2 separate regions of the Homo sapiens genome follow, and region 2 is linked to region 1. The links are chromatin contacts, found by Hi-C in ENCODE. All regions are on one chromosome and are shown on one strand. The core of a region is the stretch at or near the end of the contact, and the rest is flanking DNA. Distances in the headings are between cores, read along the strand shown. Region 1 overlaps LINC02934 (long intergenic non-protein coding RNA 2934). Region 2 holds the start of LINC01828 (long intergenic non-protein coding RNA 1828).

The links. Hi-C counts contacts between places; a loop is a spot of excess contacts on that map. Pooled maps may share reads with other maps.
Region 2: a loop to region 1 is called in a pooled map of psoas muscle, with 6 times the contacts of the local background. The contact joins the promoter of LINC01828 here to the enhancer-like site in region 1. A Hi-C loop is called at or near these places in 2 of 50 pooled maps.

Annotation. Positions count from the first base shown.
Region 1 is chr2:65,987,791-65,994,002 of GRCh38, forward strand. The region is part of intron 2 of LINC02934 (long intergenic non-protein coding RNA 2934); the gene reads left to right. Among named protein-coding and RNA genes, the nearest start is that of LINC02934, 200 kb to the left of the region's middle. Within about 2 kb of position 3,746, at least 2 of the 41 ENCODE cell types and tissues checked have a DNase peak (open chromatin) inside an H3K27ac peak, as active enhancers do.
Region 2 is chr2:67,084,078-67,090,289 of GRCh38, forward strand. LINC01828 (long intergenic non-protein coding RNA 1828) reads left to right here and starts at 2,369. Exons shown (of 5, transcript NR_110564.1): 1 at 2,369-2,478.

The DNA.
Region 1 (6,212 bases), core at 2,496-4,995:
CAAACTAGTGATTCCCATAGGAAGTAGCCAGGGAATAGGCCTTAGGTAGGCAAGTGTCTCAACCCTTGGTCTCATAGAACTGAAAAATACCTAGGTCATTCTCTAAAGAATCTGCCTCTTTCTAGAGAGATAGAAATGGATGATCAGGGAATTTTAGTGATGTGGATACTGTTATGAGGTGAATTATGTCCCCCTTCCCTCATTTATATGCTGAAGTCCTAACCCCTATAGGGCTTTAAAGAGATAATGCAATATGACTGGTATCCTTATAAGAAGAAGAGATCACAACACAGATGCACACAGAGAAGCCCAGGTGAAGACACAGAGAGAGGGAAACCAGTTACAGGTCAAGGAGAGGGGTCTCAGAAGACACCAACCCTGTTGACAGCTTGATCTTGGACTTCTAGCCTCCAGAATTGTGACAAAATATATTTCTGTTGCTGAAGCTACCCAGTCTATGGTACTTTGTTATAGCAGCCCCAGCAAACTCATACAAGAGGCTTACATGAGTCAGCAGAAGAACTTTTCTTGAAGTCTTACCAACCTCAAGAGTTGTGATTCTCAACAAAAGGAAGGCTCTGATGGAATGAGAGTTAAGCCAAGTGATGGTAGGAGCTAGAAGGCAGTGAGAGTCAAACAGAAAGGGCAAAAGCCAAATGAGACAAAAGGAGCAGAGTAGTAAAAATGAAGCCCTGGTACTCATCAGACTTCTTGAGGAAGGTACTGTCACCTTTGACTGAGAGGTAATGTCAAAAATGCAAATGTCACCTTTGTATACCAAGGAGGCTTGAAGGTCTGAACTGTACATTTATATTGCACATGTGGGATGGGAATTGCTTGATATAACCTCAAGAAGTGAGGTTATGGTTACATTATGAGTAATAACAGCTAGCTAATAATCATATCTGAATTAATTGTAGGGTAAGCAACTACAGTCACCCCCCCAATATCCTTGGGTTCTGCATCTGTAGATTCAACCAACTGCAAATAGAAAATATTTGGAAAAACGAGGATGGTTGCATCCATATTGAACATGTACAGAATTCTTTTCTTGGTCATTATTCCCTAAACAATCCAGTATATTAATTATTTACATAGCATTTACATTGTATTATGTATTAGTCTGTTCTCAGGCTGCTAATAAAGACATACCCAGGACTGGGTAATTTACAAAGAAAAAGAGATTTAATGGACTCAGTTTCACATAGCTGGGGAGCCTTCACAATCATGGCAAAAGGTGAAGGAGGAGCAAAGGCACATCTTACATGGTGGCAGGCAAGAGAACATGTGTAGGGGAAATGCTCTTTTATAAAACCATCAGATCTCGAGAGACTTATTCACTATCATGAGAACAGCACAGGAAAAGCTCACCCCCGTGATTCAATTACCTCCCACTGGGTCCCTCTCGTGACATGTGGGGATTGTGGGAGCTACAGTTCAATATGAGATTTGGGTGGGGACACAGGCATATAATACTAGGCATCATAAATATTTTAGAGATGATTTAAAGTATATGGAAGGATGTGCATAGGTTATATGCAAATTCTATATAATTTTATATCGGGCACTTGAGCACCCATGGATTTTGGTATCCAAGAGGGTCCTGGGACCAATCCCCTAGGGATTCTGAGGGATGACTATTTCAGAGAGAAAACTACATGATTGTACTTTTAAAACAAAAATTCTTTAACATGAAAAATATGTGGAGGTATCAATTACTAATATTTAGAGTTTTAAAGGCAATGGGAGCAATCTATGAAGAAATGTGTTGTGACTAGGTAAATTCAGTATCAGTTTTTACTATCTGCACTTATGTTTCTTAACTTACTGTGTCTCTGGAATTAACCTTCGTTGTTGAAATCCTTCTCAAACTTTCAGGTCAAGCTCAAAGTGTCCCTCCCCCATGTAGCATTCCTGGAAGCTCCTTAACTACATAGCAGATACAAATATAACAAACCTGACAGTAAAGTACAGAGAAGAATCTTCTTGCCTTTATGTTTTCTCTTCTAGTTCATTATTCATGTGTTTTTCCTTCTTGGGGGTTGAAAGCTCTTTGAGGTCAAGAACTGTCCTTGATTTTTTGTTTAGCATAAAAATGCTTATTGAGCACCTACTATGTGCTAGTCATCATTCTAAGAGTCCTGGAGTATAATAGTGAACACGACAGGATAGAATTGACTTGGTTTTTGTAGCTCCATATTGCCTAGCAGAGTATATATTGTATGCCAAGCATCAATAAATATTTATTAAATTATATTTTGTCTCACCTTCAGAGGCTTCAGGAATTAAGAAGCAACCCTAGTTTGGTTCTGGTATGGTAAAATTAAAAAGCCCTCAAAAGGATTTAGACTGTTTTATCAGAATGTATCACTACCACCCTTGTATCCCTCTTTCTACAAGCTAGTGATAAAGTTTCTGTCCTTGAACAAATTTTAATCAGGCTCCTCTGAATCTTTTTTCCAATGGATCTTCACTTTTAGGCTTCTGTATTCATCCCTGTATTGTCCAATTTTAGCAAGAATCCTATTAAGTTTAGCCAGAATACCCCATCCTGGATTTCTGACCCCCTCCGTATCTGACCAGGTTCCTCACCCTCCACCGCCTCCCAGGTGATGTCTGGTCACCCTGCCTGCCTTCAGCAAGAGTCCTGTTAGGTTTGTTTAGCCAGAGTCCCCCGTCCCTTCATGTTTGCTCTTAGGAATTTTCCATCCATATCCCCCTGCCTCCCCCAACCCACTCCTTGGCTACAAATTCCCACTTTTCTTTGTTGTGTTGAGAATTGAGCCTAGTTCCGTACTGAGGTCCCTTTTCACTCATTGCAATAATTTTTCTGAATAAAATCTCATTTTAGCGCTTTAACTCCTTCTAGTTCTGTTTTTCCTTTGATGGTATTAGAAGGTATTTAGGGCCTGCTAAGCATGCTGGGTGCTTCCTTCTGTTCCTACCCATCCTATCCCAGGGTGTCCAGCTCATTGCTACCCCTTGCTCTTGCCCTTGGTCAGGTCAGAAAACCCCATCAAACATGGAGCAAAACCAAGTAACATCTTTTTTTCACACCCTGTGATCTCAAGTTTCTACTAATTTATTGCAACTAAGCTAGGAGATACGAACTTCTCCCTTTTACGCTGTTCATTTTTGTTCCTTATTTCTGTTTTTTTTTTTAAAAAAGATGGTTGTCATATCAGTTTGTTTTTCTTTACTGTCCTAAGGTTTTTGCATTTCACCCCTTGCCATAGATTTTAGTATAAAAAAGTCTGACTCTTTTCTTTTTAAAACAATTTTTATATTTTTATGCACATATCTATGAGGTACATGAGATTGACTTTTTTTCTTTGCAAACTTTCTGAAATGTTTCTGATTGTAATGTAATAGACAAGTAATTAAATATGGATTTAAAGAGTGATTTTCTTTTGTCTCATTTCATCATCAGGGGAAGAAAACAGTCATGGCCATCAGTCTGTGGGGCCCTGTGGTGTTAATATAAGGTTTTGACTAGAAACTTTTTATCCTCCATTCTCAAACCATTTTATCAGTCCTTGGAATTTTCTCTAATTTTACCAAGGGTTCCCAGGGGAATCCCCACCAGGTTTTAATGGCTTGGAGACAGACAGGATAATGCTACACTACTCCGTTTCCTAATATCCTCCTCACATGTTCACTCTTTGCATAGCCTCTGGGTCCAGGTAAAGTGCTGGCTCGGTGGCTGGTTTGAAACACGAGCCTCCCACACATCTGCTGAGGACACTGACTATGGCAGGGAAAGTGACTCTCCAAGTTTTATTTGGGTCGTAAAAATTCATGCTGCGCACCGCCTCTTTAGGAATCTGTGCCATTAAATGTGGCTAGGTCTAGAGTACATACACTCTGGAGGAAGCCAGAAAGGACATTAAAATGCTTAGTCTATGACACACTTCCTTATTTTTGTCATTTTGACATTTATGTGTTGTTTCATTAGGGATTTTTAAGAGAAGACCCTTTTTCAGCAAGAAGTTTTCCCCAGATCACCATTAAGAATCAACAGTTTATAATCAAACAGCTGTCTGGTTTGCATTTCAACTGAGCTGGACCACCTGCCGGCTGTTAACCTCTGGAAGGTTATTATGATACAATTGTTGTTGTTGTTTGTTTAAAAAGTTTCAGAGCTCAAGGAAAATATTAGTAATAAGTTACTTAACCTGCAGTGTTTACTGTTCCCACTCAACTTGCAGATGGTGTTCCAGTGGCCAGTGAGAGGGAGGACTCATCTGAGACCCACACTATTTTGTACTTGTTTTGGAGATGAACCGTAAAAATAGGCTTGGCAATGAGGAGCTCTGCCCACGTGGGAGGAGAGGTAGACAGCATTCAAAGGAAACACAACCATTTCTGAGGGCTGAGGTTGCAAGACAATATCTCAACATAACCCTTAGATTCAGCTTGGTAGCTTTCAGCTGAGGTCTGGTAGAGCAGCTCATTTTTTGAGCACGTGTGATTCAGCCATGGTATTTTGCAGCTTGCCTGCCATCTGCTTTCTTCCCTTATCTCTACATCCCCCTGACTAAGGGAAATGATGGCTGCAGGTTCTCTCAAATAGCCATAGGGGTACAATTTTCTAGGCCCTATAAAAATCCAGTCCCTGGACATCATTTGCGGATGCTGTGTTTACAGGGCAGCCTGTCTCTCTTCAGAACCTGGGGGCCAGAGAACACGATTGCCATTTGCAGAGGTGGGAAAGGCTCTATGAGTGTGTGTGTGTGTGTGTGTGTGTGTGTCGAGGATGGGGGGTGGTGGGGGAGGGTACCTGTAACAAGAGTAAGGACCACTGAGGACAGTGACTGGCTGGAATCGGTGTTCCATGAGGAATGAGATTTTTTTCTGTTTTATTTCATTCTTCATCCTCAATGCCCAGAACAGTGACCAGCATATGATGAGCACTCAATAAATATTTGATGAATGAAAGAAAGAAAGAATTAATGATCTTTTCTTTTTTCTATTCACCTCTTTGTTTATCCCCCCAAGTAATAATGAATAGTAGTCAGTTAAGTGTGGCTGGTTGACTGTCAGCACTGGTGTAAAACAAAAACAAAAAAACAAAAACAAAACTGCTAAAATTCTTTCTGGCTATACATTTTAGTATACTTAGGGTTGAAGATTTAGGCAAGAGAACATTCAGGGACTGATTTGGGATGATTTGTGAGGCAGAATAGAATGGGAGAAAGAATTCAGACTTGGGTTTGGAGCTGCAGTGTACCTGTTTCTTGCTCTGGGAACTTGGGTAAATTAATTAGGCTCTCTGATTCTTAGTTTCTTCATGTGTAAAATGGAATAATAATAGGTATTCTACAGGTTTTTATATTAGAGATTGTATAGGTAAAAGCTGCAGAGAATAGAGGGGTAGTAAATTATTATAATTATTAATAGTATATTATTACTGTACTATCAATACTATTATACTATGTAATATCATTATACTATTATAGTATAATAGTATCAACACTATTGTATATCATGTAATTGTATCAATACTATTATACTACATAATGTCATTACTTCTCTCCTTTTTCACACTCACTGCCCACCAAGGAATTAACTTCCTCTGGGCTACAGCATTTTGTAACAGAAACTGTCCAGGATTCTCTGGATTCTAGTTCTATCTCCACGGGTGGCTAACTGTATAACCCACAGCAAGTTGTTTAATTTTTGAACTTCACTTTTTGCATATGTAAAGTGAAGAAAATAATTATGCTGATTCTAACAGGTAGAGAGCATTCAACAAAGTAGAGCTATGCAAATGGTTACTTTGCAAAGTTTGTATAACCCTGGGATATTTAATGTGAAGCTACTTGGTCAACTGTTAAATATCATGCAAATGTGAGTTGTATGGTTCAGTTCATTTCAGCCAACACATTTTTATTGACTATCTACTATGTACCAGATGCTGTGCTAAGTGCAGTGTTAGGTACAGAGAAATAAGGCAGGACACCTATTTCTGAGGTGCTCTTAATCTGGTGGAGGAGATAATCACATAAACAGAGCACAGTTATCCCTGTGATAGTGAAGTTCACGTTTGTTCTCTTTGTTCACTGTTCCATGCTGGCACCTCAAAGAAAGCATCTTGTGGAGATGGAAGTGGGGACACCTGGTATGGGGTTTCACCCTCCTCTTGCATTTGTACGGAGTCAGCAGTAGGTTGTGCTGCCTTGTTTCTTGGATGGCAATAGAATCATTGTAGG
Region 2 (6,212 bases), core at 1,119-3,618, 1.1 Mb after region 1:
AAGAATCCTACTGGCTTTACCATTTGGCTGCCTGTAGTATGTAAAAAGAAAAAAAAACCATAAACCAGATGGCGGAAATACAGAGTAATCTGTTTGGGAAGCCCAGGTTATAAATATGTGCATGTTGGGAAAGGGCAAAAAGTTGAGGTAAAGCAGCTGATGCAGCTTGCAGGCTAAGCTCCAGTCATGACCATTTTTAGACTAGTGCACTAAGAGATGTCTATATATTTATTTTCTATTATATTTTCCCTCTCCTGCTCAGGAAAAATCCACTGGGGTTAACTGTGGATACTTTCCCACACTGGAAACCAAACTGAATCCTGACTTGGAAGGTTTAGCCAATGTTTTATCTGCATAAAGACATATTCTTCTGCTGGGATGGGAAGGGGGGCAGTGAGGTGTTGGGACTGGGGCACATCATACAGTTACTCAACCTGCTCCTTCCTTCACCATTCCCCAATATATATAAGGATCTCTCCTTATCCCAACATCTACATCCAAGTGAACTAAGGTTAAAGTGAAAATAAAAGTTAAGCTTGAATGAACAGATGCTCTAAATCAGAGCTTGTGTGTGTGTTGGGGGCTGGGGAATGGGTAGGAGGGAGATGCAGTTAAGTAAGGAAGAATGAACCTTTACCTTTGTGCACACTTCTCTCTCTCTCTCTGTGTGTGTGTGTGTGTGTGTGTGTGTGTGTGTGTGTACAGGAGACCATTGCATTCATATGAATAGCAAGATCTTTCATGCTCCAGCTGTTGAATCACATCATTCTCTGCTTCTATGGTCTTCAAGAGTTGCAACCTGGCCACCATTGATTAGCTCAGGCTATAAAAAGATTCTCTTCAGTGATTGTACTGTTGTGCCTATGTGGTGTGCTTTTTAGGTACAGTAGACAGACAGTTAAATGGATGTGGCCTGCCTCCTTGAGATTCGTGCACTAGAACTAGCACCAACATTGCAGTCAGACCTTCTAAAAATCTACAAGCAACTGCACACCTTAGAACCCTGCCCTTACCACTCTAAGGAAGAAGCTTGAACACACTGTGCCGTAACTGTAGCACTCTCAGGCATATAGCCCACTGGGGGAAATGTTGATGACTCCGATCATTTCAGTTCTTCTCCAAGGGTTCCTGGGATCTCTCCCAAGCACTCTCAAAGACCTCTTCAGAATTCCCTTAGCTGCTTCCTGGGGCTTTCCTCTCCTCTCTTCTCATTACTCCTGACCTCCGCCACTGCCTGATGCTAGTGGCTGCAGCTACATTCCCATTTTTCTCTCATGACCTCAGCCATGCTGGTATAATCTCACCGGGTCTGCTCCCACAGCTGCTGCGTGAAGGTGAGGAGAGAATTCTCTTCCCACTGGCTTTATTCTTTATTGTTAAAGCACAAATGAGAGAGCCATGTGCTTTCAGACTCTTCCAGCACTCCTTTAATTGTTTCTATCTTTCAGCTTTTTGTGCTTTCCTCCTCTTCTTGGGGTTAATCACAAATGCTGAAGAGGTGCATTGGGACAGAATTCAAGGGTCAAGGCCAGGGTTACAGCTGTGGCCATTATCAGCCCTCTTATTTGAGCCTCCCACTAGGGTCCAATGGCCTCCACCTTCCCACCAGACAGGGTGTCCAGGGAGTGCTTATACGGTTTGCAGGACTCTTCCCTGGGAGTAGCCATAAGCTCAAAGAGCCTTTTCAAAAAGTTCTTTGTCCTCTGACATGCTCAGTTTTCAATGATCTTATAGTTTAAGCTGATGTTCTTGCATTCTTTCAATGTAAATACTCCTTACAGATGTTCCATGTTATTGTTGAGGGTTCACTGTGATTAAGAGACAGTCAGCCCTGCATAAAGTTACAGTACAAATTAATTATTTATGTTGGTAAATAATAAATGTTTATTCACATTAACTTTAAAAAATGGGGTATTGTCGTAACTTTAAAGTGTTTACAAAGACCAACTGTCTAAAATATCAAAAAAAAAAGAATAAAGTCAACGAGCAGCCTTTTAAGTTCTTAGGAGACTCTCCATAATCCTCTTAAAAACTTAAACAGGTACTCAAGACCCACAGCCATTTGGTGCTGGGTTCTTCTGCCTCTTGAATTATCTCAGCAAGATGAGCTCTTGCTCACCTTGGCTGAACTGTGTTCACCCAAAATTAATATGTTGAAGCTTTAACCCTTAATGTAACTGTATTTGGAGGTAGGACCTTTAAGAGGTAGTTAAGGTTAAATGCAGCCATGAGGGTGGGATCCCGAGCCAATAGAATTAGTCTCTTATAAGAAACACCAGAGGAGACTTCCTCTCCCCCCCCCTCCCCTCCCCTCCCCTCTTCCCATCTCCCTCTCCTTCTCTCTCTGCTCTGAGAGCCACAGAGGAAAGGCCATGTGAGGTCTCAGCAAGAAGGCCATAGTCTACAAACCAGAAAGGCAGCCCTTACCAGAGACCAACCCTGCCAGACCTTGATCATGGACTCCTAGCCTCCAGAACTGTGAGAAAATTAATTTCTGTTGTTTAAGTCTATGGTATTTCATTTTGGTAGCTCGAGGAGATGAATACAAGCCCATCAGTATGTATCTAGTGTCTGCTTCAAACAGGCTAAACAAATCTACATTTCTTCCTTTGAAGGAAGAGAAGCACAAAATCACATTCCAAGCTATCTTCATAAAAAGCAGCTGAAGAAAGGTAGCATGGGTGAGGTGGGGTATAAAAGACATTTAATGGGCCGGGTGCGGTGGTTCATGCCTGTAATTGCAGCACTTTGGGAGGCCGAGGCGGGTGGATCACGAGGTCAGGAGATTGAGACCTTCCTGGCTAACACGGTGAAATCCCGTCTGTACTGAAAATACAAAAGATTAGCTGGGCCCGGTGGCAGGCGCCTGTAGTCCCAGCTACTCGGGAGGCTGAGGCAGGAGAATGGCATGAACCCTGGAGGCGGAGCTTGCCGTGAGCCGAGATGGCGCCACTGCACTCCAGCCTGGGGACAGAGCGAGACTCCGTCTCAAAAAAAAAAAAAAAAAAAATACATTTAATGTAAAGCCCTAATCAGAGGCAACGTGTAAAAGCAGAGAAAGCCAGATATCTTGGAGTAGGGAGAAAAAAAGGTAATTTATCAAGCCCCATAAATGTTCATTTTAGAGCCAAATGCAAGTCTTTTTTGTCTGAGAACTATTTCTTGTTTACAGAATGAAGTCTGCCCTATCTTGCAGTTCATTTATAGCTACAGATTTGGGAACTGTAGGAGAATTTTCAAGGCAGGCTTTTTCTACTTTTCTTGCAAGTCTTTCCACCCTAGTTTAAAAGAACACAGAAGTCTTTCAGGCCTTTACCCATGTAAGAACAGAAGAATCTCTTTGGTAAAGAATTGGGTAATTGTCTCTGTTATATCTCCGGTGTTTCTTATAAGAGACTAATTCTATTGGCTCAGGATCCCACCCTCATGGCTGCATTTAACCTTAATTACCCCTTAAAGGTCCTCCCTCCAAATACAGTTACATTAAGGTCCTTTGCCATCATGTTTCATGCCTGGATTCTTCAGTCTTTGTAGGACAGTCCCTTCCCTGTGTGGAAAGCCATATATACTATTTTATTTGTGTAACTTTATCTTTCCATATGTAGATAAATTACAAATCTGTGTTTTCATCTCCATTCTTCTAAGTTTAAGCTTCATAAGTCCAAGAGTTTCCTAGATATTTCTAATAGACTATCACATGTTAGCCATCTCACACATCCCATGTCCAAAATGGAAATCATATGTTTTCCCCCGAATTGTTCCATCTCATGTATTCTAAGACTATTTGATGACTCATCTGTCCCTCAGTCTCGCAGGCTAGATAGAATTCTCCAGGACACCTTCAACACGTCTCACTTCTTGGCTGTGTTCAGCCCTATGCCCTACAGTCTACTCAGTCACCAAATACTTCACATATGTACCTCAAAACTTTGCTATCCATGCTCTCTCACCATCACTGCCGCTGCCTTAGCCCAAGTTTTCTTAATTTATTGCCTGGATTCCCCACAACCTTCTAGTTTATCTCCCAGCCTCAATGCAACTGTGACTAGTGCTTCCCTACTTAGACTTATATTTCACTTGAGTTCCCATTGGCTTTTATCACAAGCTTTCTCCTGAAATTATTGTTATCACAGTCACCTGTTATCTTTAAATATGAAATCTAATTAATTCTTCTCAGACCTCATTATCATGGTTCCCTTTAGCATTTGATGTTGTTGTCTGTTCTTTTCATCAAAGCGACTGCACCCAGATCTTGGACCTATTTTCCCCGGTTATTTTTCTACCTTATTATTTTTTCCCATCTCCTCTGTCGGTTCTTCTTCCTCTGCTCACCCTTTAAACTCTGGAGCTCTGGAGAGCTCTGTGGTCTTCTCTTTCTGTTTCACATGCTTCCCCAGGTGATCTTTTCTTCCACAGTTTCTGCTGCCCCTGGTAGTCCTCTTGATCTGGGTCTTTCCCTGAGTTGCACACGGTATTTTAAACTTCTAAATGAAAGCTGCAGTTTGATGATGTCTCACAGAAACTCAAATCACAATGCTACAAACTAAACCCCATATCTGTTTCCCTCAATCTTCTTTACCTTAACTATTTCTTACCAAGAATTCTTGTTACCAACCCAGCTATACAAAGCAGACACTCACTCATTAAACTTTTTAATAGAGTCTATTGCCTAAAAAAAGAAAAGTTCAAATTCTTTAGTATGAGTGTATCTGGCACCTTTGAGGCCCAGTATCTCATTCCCTCAGCTGAACTCTGATTTCAACAGGAGGTATTAGCTGGAATAGGCTACATCCCTTACCAGAATGCACCACTTGTCTTTCTAACCCAGTCTCCTCTGAAGCCACATGCTTGGCCAAGGCACAAGCACAGCCCAAAAAACCCAATACTGTGGGGGAAGGAAGCTTATACTACCCGGGGAAATCCTCAACCGATGGGAGATGCAGTCCAGTAGATGACTGACCTAGCATGGTGCTTCTTTATATATTGATATGGCAGAATTTGTCTATTTTACTGTTGTTGGACATTTGAGTTGATGAGTCCGTTGAATTTTGTATCTTTACCTAATAGATGTGCTTCATTATTATTTCTAATAGTTTTCCTATACATTCTTTTGGGATTTCATATAAAGAACCCTATTGCCTACAAATAATGATAGTTTTTTTTCTTTGCAATCATTATAATTTTGTCTTTTTCTTGTCTTACTGTCCTGTGTAAGATGGTAACTAAAAAGGTGATGATAGTACATATTCTTGGTGTGTTTCTGATTTTTTAAAAATTGCTTTTAATTTTTCGCTGCTAAAATGATGTTTTCTATGCTTTTTCTTTTATAACTATCTTTCATTAGGATAGATAAATTCTTATCTATTTCTAATTTTTCGAGAGTTTTTTAAATCATGAATTAATGTTGTATTTTATAAAACACTATTCCTGCTTCATATTGAGTTGATTATATGGTTTTTCTCCTTTAATCTGTGAATGTACTAATTACACTATTGATCTTTGAAATTTTAAACCCACCTTTTTTTTTTTTTTTTTTTTTTTAGCACAACTGAGCTAAGCCAACTTGATAGTTTTTACACATTCCTAGGTTGGGTTTGAAAATATATTTATTTAGAATTTTTGCATCTGTGGTAATGAGTCAAATTGGCCTATAATTTTGATATTTGAGGCTTGTTACAGTAACCTCATATAAGTTGTTGGGGAGCATTTCTTTGTTTTCTGAAGGACTTTATGCAAATATTCACTAATATCTGTTCCTAAAAATCCCTCTACATCCACTGTTTTATTCATGGGATGATTTTTAGCTATTGAACCAGTTCCTTTAGAGATTATAGGATAATTAAGTTATTTTTTCTTGCTTTACTAACAGCTTTAATAATTGGTATTTTTCTTCCAATGTATTTAACTACAGGTAAAATTTTACTGATGTATAGTTGTTTCTACTATTCCCTTTACTATCTTTTGAAATCTCTATTATATCTTTTTTAGTCAGTCTTTCTTGAGGTTTGTCTTTTTTAAAAACTTTTATTTAACTCTTCTATTATACATTTGTTTTCTAATTTATTCATTTCTGCCTTCATAGTTTGTCACTTTTGTATTTCCTTTGGATCAATTCTGTTTGGTTTTCACTTTTTGAGTATTTAGCTCCCATATTCCCAAGGCTTTCTTATTTTCCAATGCATTGATTTAAGGTTATACATCTTCCTCTAAGT